2 separate regions of the Homo sapiens genome follow, and region 1 is linked to region 2. Evidence: read pairs that join two places in POLR2A ChIA-PET (ENCODE). Cell type or tissue: HCT116. All regions are shown on one strand. Links, peaks and the distances in the headings refer to the core of each region. The heading gives the core; the rest is flanking DNA. Region 1 overlaps NHSL3 (NHS like 3). Region 2 has its middle 35 kb from the start of ZBTB8B.

Region 1 (4,383 bases), core at 312-4,311, 260 kb after region 2:
TGGGATTACAGGTGTGAGCCACAATGCCTGGCGTTTTTAAAGAAAAAAAAAACATGCACACACACACACACACACACACACACACACACACACACACACACACACATATATATATATATATATTTTGGTTTTTTTTTTTTTGAGACGGAGTCTTGCTCTGTCACCCAGGCTGGAGTGCAGTGGTGTGATCTTGGCTCACTACAACCTCCACCTCCTGGGTTCAAGCGATTCTCCTGCCTCAGCCTTCTGAGTAGGTGGGATTACAGGCATGTGCCACCAAGCCTGGCTAATTTTTGTATTTTTAGTAGAGACAGGGTTTCACCATGTTGGCCAGGCTGGTTAAAAAAATATTTAACAGGCCGGGTGGTGTGGCTCACGCCTGTAATCCCAGCACTTTAGGAGGCCAAAGCAGGCATATCACCTGAGGTCAGGAGTTTGAGACCAGCCTGAACAACATGGTGAAACCCCGTCTCTACTAAAATTACAAAAATTAGCCGGGCATGGTGGTGCGCACCTGTAGTCCCAGCTACTCGGGAGGCTGAGGCAGGAGAATCGTTTGAACCGGGCAGGTGGAGGTTGCAGTGAGCCGAGAGCGTGCCCCTGCCCTCCAGCCTGGGTGACAGCGAGACTTGGTCTCAAAAAAATAAAAAAAATAATAAAAAAAGGACCTACCTTACACAATTGTGGATAAAATGAAGTAATGCATGAAAGCGGTTAGCACAGAGCCTGGCACATAGTAAACACTAAGTAAAAGGGTGCTACTATTTTGAACACTGTAACTACAGAAATACAGTCAGTTCGATACATTTGTACACACAGGCACGTGACAGTCACGGGGAGGTGGCTGGTGGGCTCTAGCGGCAGCAGGGCTGCGGATCCGCGTTCTCCCAGCTCCATTGCACTCCTCAGAGCGGTAGCCTCTGGGCTGAGAGAGTGGGCAACCCGCCTGCCCCACCTGGACTGGCCAGGCCTTCCCCTGTGCGCCCTAGGCTGGGCGGCTCAGCCGGTCTCCCAGGTCCCGGGAGGGGCGGAGCCGACGGGATGCGCGCCAGGCCCCGCCCCTCCTCCGGGCCCGCCCCCGGCCTGGCCATTGGCCGCAGAGCTCGGGGGCGTGGTCGAGCTGGGGCTGGGGGCGCCCGCGGTGCCCGCCCGCGAGTCTCGCTGCCTCCCTCCCGGGGCTGCGGGCCCGGCGGCCGGGCTGGCTGGGCCGCGCTTGGGTTCCCGCGCCGGCTCCCGCACCCGCAATGGGGAACTCACACCACAAGAGGAAGGCCCCCAGCGGTCCCCGGGTCCGCAGCTTCTGGCGGTTCGGGCGGTCGGCGAAGCGGCCGGCAGGTAGGGGCCGGGGTGGGGGCGGGGCAGGCAGGGAGGAGGGTCCCTACTGCGGTCGTCGCCACCGCTGCTGCCCCCTCCCGGGGCTTGGAGGGTGTGAGTGTGGGGGGGTCGGGAATCCCCGCGCAGACCCCACCCCTCACAGGCACACGGAGACACACGTACACGGTAATACCTACGGGCGGGCACACGTACATGTTCGCAGTTTACACAGTCACACGCACAACACCCACTCAAATGTACGGACACGCAGACACAGGATCACATACACCATCACACCCACACTCTCGTACCATCGCAGTAGGACGCACACAGCCTGAGACATAGGTACATGTATACCTATGCATGCGGTTTACACAGCCACACGAACTACACCCACGCGCAGATCCAGACACACAGGCACACAGTCGTTCACACACATCGGTCATGTGGGTACAGTTGCCCAGCGTCTTAGGCACACAGATGTACACACAGGTTCATAACTGCACAACCAACCGGACTCGCATTCAGGCTCACAGCAGACCCTAAGGCACTCGGACACACACGCTTATTTCCCAGATCTTAGCCCCCAACAGGCTGAAGGCTGAAAGTTTGTAGGAGGGAGGGGAGACAAAGGTGGAAGGGAGAAGCTGGAAACCCGGGGCTGGAGTCTGGGGACCGCCTCCATCTGGCGCGATCGGGAGTCGGACTGGTTTTCTTGGCTCCCTCCCTACCCCCACCCGCGCCACCGCGACTTCTCCCCGCCTCCCCCCCTCCCCCGTCCCCACGGTCCCCGAGGTCGCCGCCGCATCTCCCCCTTTCAATGCAGCCACCGAGCTGGAACGCAGCCCTTGCCGGCTGCTGCGGGATCCCTCCGCGGGTCACATTCCAGGCTCCAATGGGGAGGGGAGGGAAAGGGGAAGGCCTCCAATCCCAAGAGATGGGATTCCTGTTTCCCCCAACAAGTGCGGCAGTTCAGGGTATCCCCGAGGGGCGCTGAAGGAGGGGCTATCGAGAGTGCCTAGTTACTGGTGAATCCAGAGATGGGGGAAGGGCAGGGTGATGGTACCATTCCCTCCTCCCCAAGATAGAGGGTCTTCAACATAGGCAGGCACTTTAGCGATACCTGTTGGTCTGGGGGAGTGAGGAAATCCCAGAGGAGGTGGAGTGAAGGGGGCCCTGCTGTGGTGGGAGAATCTACGGGTGTATTCCCAGGATGGCCCACATTCCTAGAGATTCCGAACCGGAGCTTGATGATCTCATCGCTCCATGGAGGGGGTGGTGGAAAGAGCCTGGGCTGGGAAGTGGGGGACCTCTCCTCTCAATGAGGCTGTGGAATAGGCCCTGGTGACCTTGAGCAGATTCCTTTCACTTGTCTGGACCACTCTGGCTCCTACAGGGGTTCTGTCTGTGAAATCAGGGGCCCTAGGTGACTTCTTGGGACACTTACTGTTCTGGCTAGCCATTTCATGGATGACGAGACTGAGGTCCAGGAAAGAGGGACTTGTCCAAGGTCATTTGCCTGTGGTGGTTTGAGGTAGTAATATAATCAAAATGACAATAAGAAAAGGGTTAACTAAGTTCAGTTAGGCTCTTTGAGGATTTCTCAGAAGGTAGGTGTTGATGAGAATCTCCAGGACCTTCCAGCACTCTCCCTGCCCCAGCAGTCCTGAAAGCCCTGTCTGTGCCTACCTGTCTCTCCTAGAATCTGCACTAAGGGGGCAGGGCTGGGGCTCTTCATCTGTCCTCTGATGGTCGCTCGGATCTGATGGTTTCCTAGGAACTAACTGTGGGCCCAGACTTGTGACCATTTGTGATGGAGGAGAGAGAAGATAAGAAGGCTGTGTTTATAGTCTCTTGCCTACTGGCCCTTGAGGAAGTGGCCTGGGGCTTCCAGCAACACTTGTGAGCTTCCAGTTCCTGCTGCAACTTATGGGTCAACTCAAGCTTTAAGGCGTTCTGAAAAAAATTAGAAAGCAATGTCAAGACAACACAGAAATTAAGTGTGAGGGGCTAGGAAATATTCTAGGCAATATATCAAAAGCCTTCTGGGTTGGGGTCAGCTTTAGAAAACTGAGGAGATGGTCCTAATTTGTCTTTGAAGTAATCACAGGATTGAAATTAGTCCTAAATTGTTGGTTAAATGAGAGAACCAGGGATTTGTTTCAGCTGTGGGGTATGGCCGTGAGTAAAGGCATGGAGTTGAGGTCAGGCGAGGTGGTTTATGCCTGTAATCCCAGCATTTTGGGAGGCCGAGATGGGAGGATAACTTGAGCCCAGGAGTTTGAGAGTAGCTTGGGGCAACATGACGAGACCCCCCCCCCCCGCCCATTTCTACAAGAAATAAAACAGTATCTGGGCGTGGTGGCACATGTGCCTTTGGTCCCAGTAGCTTGAGAGGCTGAGGTGAGGGGATTACGTGAGCCTGGGAGGTCAAGGCTGCAGTGAGCCGATCGTGCCAGTGCACTCCAGTCTGGGTGACAGAGTGAGACCCTGTCTCCAAAAAAAAAAAAAAAAAAAAAAAAGAATGGGCTGGATGCAGTAGCTCACACCTGTAATCCCAGCACTTTAGGAGGTTGAGGTGGGTGGATCACCTGAGGTCAGGAGTTTGAGACCAGCCCAGCCAACATGGTGAAACCCCGTCTCTACTAAAAATACAAAAACTAGCCAGGCGTGGTGGTGGGCACCTGTAATCCCAGCTACTTTTGAGGCTGAGGCAGGAGAATCACTTGAACCCAGGAGGTGGAGGTTGCAGCGAGCCGAGATTGCGCCACTGCACTCCAGCCTGGGTGACAAGAACTCGACTCCATTTCAAAAACAAAAAACAAATGGAGTTGAGACTGAGCATGGAGGTGGGAGGGAAAAGTAGCTGAGGGTCCTCTTGAGGTTCCATTGTGAATGTAAACCTCGGTACCTTTGGTTTTACTTGTGCTGAGGATCCTAAGTCATCCTCGGCCTCAGCCTCTGCTGTGACAAGCCCAGATGGGGACTGGAGCTTGAGTATAAGTACTCAAGTGCCAGTATAAGTACTCATTTCATTAGTCTGTGAGAAGAGGAAGGAGAGAATACAAG
Region 2 (4,383 bases), core at 62-4,061:
CAGGTAGGAGGGCAGGGGCATTGCCCTGCACTTCCGCAATACTGCATGTCCTCAGGGTGTTCTCAGTACAGGTGTGGCCCAGGCAGGAGCAAGAGAGGTTGAGTCCCTGCTGGATGGGCTCTAAGGGTTAACACTAGAGGCAGCTGGGATTTCAGTTTTCCTGACACCTACAATTCAGCACCAAACCTCACAGAGGGAATCCAGATAACCTGTCTTGGTTAGGGCACATTTGGCTTCAAAGAACAGACACTCAAACAAGCTTAAAGCAATGATTCGTAAAGTGTGGTCTCGGAACCAGCAGGATCGGCATCATCTAGGGAGATTCTGATGCAAACTAAAGTTTGAGAATAGGCTGGACACAGTGGCTCACGCCTGAATCCCAGCACTTTGGGAAGGCCGAGGCAGGCTGATCACATGAGCTCACCAGTTCAAGACCAGCCTGGACAACATGGTGAAACCCAGCCTCTACAAAAAATACAAAAATTAGCTGGGTGTGGTGGCATGTGCCTGTAGTCACAGCTACTCTGGAGGCTGAGGTGGGAGGCTCACTTGAGCCCAAGAAATCGAGGCTGCAGTGAGCCATGATTGCACCACCACACTCTAGCCTGGACAACAAAGTGAGACCCTGTCTCAAAAACTAAAAACAAGGCCGGGCATGGTGGCTCACGCCTGTAATCCCAGCACTTTGGGAGGCCGAGGCAGGTGGATCACCTGAGATCAGGAGTTCCAGACCAGCCTGGCTAACCTGGTGAAACCTCGTCTCTATTAAAAATACAAAAAAATTAGCTGAGCGTGGTGGCGGGAGCCTGTAATCCCAGGTACTTGGGAGGCTGAGGCAGGAGAATCACTTGAACCCAGGAGGCAGAGGTTGCAGTGAGCCGGGATTGTGCCATTGTACTCCAGCCTGGACAACAGAGCGAGACTCAGTCTCACAAAAAAGAAATAAAAATAAAAAAGTTTTGAGAATAGTTTTTATTTTTTATTTTATTTTTTTGAGACAGGATCTCGCTCTGTCACCCAGGCTGGAGTGCAGTGGCATGATCTTGGCTCACTGCAACCTCTGCCTCCTGGGTTCAAGTGATTCTCCTGCCTCAGCCTCCTGCATAGCTGGGATTACAGGCGCCTGCCACCATGCCCGGCTGATTTTTGTATTTTTAGTAGAGACAGGGTTTTGCCAAGTTGGCCAGGATGGTTTCGAACTCCTGGCCGCAAGCGATCCACCTGCTTTGGCCATACAAACTGCTGGGATTACAGGCATAAGCCACCACGCCCGACCGAGAATAGTTTTAAGAGGATTTGTTTCTAATTAAAGTGAGTGACTTTACGATCATTCTGGGAGAGGAAATCAGCAGATCACCTGGAATTGGAAAGCAGGGCTGAGGCTGCTCCTGGTCAGTCATGTGCCTTGCCCATGTTTCCTGTACACTTCTCTTTGTGCCTGTGTGGGGTCCCCGGCTACTCTCAGAAGACCACCTTTCTCCTGCCCATTCCTCAGCTCAAAAGTGCTGCCCAGCCCTGACCTAACCACTGTCCTGTCCTTCAGTCCAAATCTTCCAAAGGAAAACACCTCAGTTTCTGCCCAGCAAAAGATCGGTTCCCTCAGATCACATGGCACCCCTTGGGTCAGGAAGCATGAGGCTCTGACTAAGGATGAGTGGTGGTCATGGGGACAGGTCCCCTGAGAAGGGGCCCTGGAGAGGGGCAGGAAAGTTGACCTACATGTCTCCTAAATAAATAAAATCATGGCTGGCAGGAAATTTGAGAGGAATGCACATGATATACTTCCAGGAGCTCCCAGAATTAATGGGGGAAAAAACTGCAGGTGGCTGTAGAGTTTTCCATTAGAAGGAGAGTAAAGTGTATTTAGTTATTTGAAAACAGGTGTTCAAACTGAAACTTGTACACAAAGGTTCATAGCAGCTCTGTTCACAATAGCCTAAAGGTGGAAATACCCAAATGTTCATCAACTAATGAACAAAAATGTCACACACACACATGCGCGCACACACACAGGTGGAATATTATTCATCCATTAAAAGGAAGTTCTGATGCCTGCTACAACATGGAGGAACCTTTGAAACATTGCTTCAGGTGAGAGAAGCCAGTCACAAAGGACCACATATTGTTTGATTCCATTTATACGAAATATCCTGGCCGGGCGCGGTGGCTCACGCCTGTAATCCCAACACTTTGGGAGGCCGAAGCGGGCGGATCACAAGGTCAGGAGTTCGAGACCAGCCTGGACAGCAATAGTGAAACCCCATCTCTACTAAAAATACAAAAAATTAGCCGGGCCTGGTGGCAGGCGCCTGTAATCCCAGCTACTCGGGAGGCTGAGGCAGGAGAATGGCGTGAACCCGGGAGGCGGAGCTTGCAGTGAGCCGAGATTGCGCCATTGCACTCCAACCTGGGCAACAGAGAGAGACTCCGTCAAAAAAAAAAAAAAAAAAAAAAAAGGAAGGAAGGAACGGAAGGGAGGAAGGGAGAGAAAAAGATCCTGAATAGGCAAATCCGTGGAGACAAAAAGTCCAGTGGCGGTTGGTGGAGGCTGAGGGAAGGAGGGAATGGGGAATGACTTGAGTGCTCATGGTGCCGGTGCCTTTGGGGCGATGAGAAAGTTTTGGAACTAGATAGTACTGATGGTTGCACGCCATGAATATCTTTAATGTCCCTAAGTTGCATTTTTAAATGATATTGTTATGTATTTTACAATTTTAAAATAATCTAATTATTGTTCTTGGGACGCCCGTAGGTCCCCTTGGCAGGAGGGGTGGAGGGGGAATGATTGCCGCTGCGCGCAGCGCGGGCAGAGGGCGAGAGGGCGAGAGGGCGGGAGGGCGTCGGGGCTGCCCCGGACCTGCAACCAGCCTGGTAGCGGGCGGCGGCGGCGGCGGCGTTGGGATGCGGGCCACGGGCGTGCGGCCCTCAGCCGTCTCCCGGCCGAGAGCGAGGCCGGAGGCGCCAAGCCGAGCGGGCGCCATTTGCAGCCTGGGGCGCAGCAGCTGCAGCGCTGTCTCCGAGGGGTTGGGAACGGCCAAGGAGGAGGCGCGGGCGGCGGCGGTGGGCGTTGGCGGGCACCGGCTCCCGGCCGTCCCTCCCCGCGCCCGGCCGGCCGGCCTCTCCTGCGCGCCCGGAAGGGGCTGCGGAACAATGGCCGCGCCGCTGTCGCCGCCCGGCCCGGCCCGGGGAAAGCCGGGAAGGCGCGCGGAGCCTCCTGGCGGCGGCGGCGGCGGCGGCGGGAAGGCGGCGGGGACGGCGTCGGGCGTGTCTGGAGCCGTCCGGCGCGGCGGACTCCGGGGAGGCTTGGTCTGCGCCGCGCAGAGACAGCAGCCGCCGGGGGCGGGGCGCGAGCCAGCGAATTTGCAGAACTTCCCTCAATTGGGCTTTGTCTGTCTCATCTCGACTGGATTCAGGTTCTTTATCCTAGACAGGACTGTCACAGAAGGGCTGCTGCGGTCTTCTCAACGCAGCACGTCTAGTGGCACACAATTTCAGCTTGTCAATTTGTCTCATCACTGATGATGCTCACTTTTATCTTTAAGATGCTGTCTGTAGGCTTCTCCGCTGTAAGGTCACACTCACTTGGCAGTTATAATAACAGTATTTTGTAGGGTGGTACTTTGAATTTTCATGAATCACCATTTCTCATCAAACCTTTTAAACCTTATTTTTATTTTTGGGACAAAGTCTCGCTCTGGCACCTAGGCTGGAGTGTAGTGGTGCGATCACCGTTCACTGCAGCCTCAACCTCCCGGATTCAACCAGTCCTCCCACTTCTGTCCCCCGAGTAGCTGGGACTACAGGCGTGTGCCGCCGGCTTTGGCCTCCCAAAGGGCTGGGATTACTGGTGTGAGCCACCGTACCCGGCCCATTTATTTTTTTTTTCATACATATGGACACATGGTTTCCTTTTTTTTTTTCTTTTTTAGCTGATGGGGAGTTCTACTATATTGCCCAGGCTGGTCTCGAAGTCCTGGGCTGCTGCCTTAGCCTCTGGCATAACTTGGCATTGTAGGCGCACCACTGGGCCTGGCTGTTAGGTTATAATCTGTTGCTGTCATTTATTTTATTTTATTTTTATTTTTTGAGATGGAGTCTCACTCTGTTGCCCAGGCTGGAGTGCAGTGGCACGATCTCAGCTCACTCCAACCTCCACCTCCTGGGTTCAAGGGGTTCTCCTGCCTCAGCCTCCTGAGTAGCTGGGGTTACAGACGTGCGTCACCATGCCCAGCTAATTTTTGTATTTCTAATAGAGACGGAGTTTCACCATGTTGGCCAGGCTTGTCTCGAACTCCCGACCTCAGGTTATCCATCCTCCTTGGCCTCTCAAAGTGCTGGAATTACAGGTGTGAGCCGCGGCGCCCGGCCGCTGTCATTTATTTT

The links. ChIA-PET counts read pairs that join two places held together with the same protein. Peaks named below come from ENCODE experiments on the same cell type or tissue, not always from the same donor. Only the 100,000 strongest peaks of a DNase experiment are listed, where the experiment ranks them.
Region 1: POLR2A ChIA-PET joins it to region 2 with 6 read pairs; 2 of 35 experiments call an interaction of 5 or more read pairs at or near these places.

What each region holds. Positions count from the first base shown.
Region 1 is chr1:32,752,846-32,757,228 of GRCh38, forward strand. All of the region lies in intron 1 of NHSL3 (NHS like 3), which reads left to right. Among named protein-coding and RNA genes, the nearest start is that of NHSL3, 13 kb to the left of the region's middle. RefSeq lists a silencer at 937-1,196 and an enhancer at 1,320-1,833. In HCT116, for the core only: no CTCF peak of the experiment used is centred there; no DNase peak of the experiment used is centred there.
Region 2 is chr1:32,497,614-32,501,996 of GRCh38, forward strand. No RefSeq gene overlaps it. Among named protein-coding and RNA genes, the nearest start is that of ZBTB8B, 35 kb to the left of the region's middle. RefSeq lists silencers at 2,803-2,932, 3,023-3,292. In HCT116, for the core only: no CTCF peak of the experiment used is centred there; DNase peaks (open chromatin) are centred at 2,542 and 3,395; H3K4me3 peaks cover 1,927 bases; H3K27ac peaks cover 1,707 bases.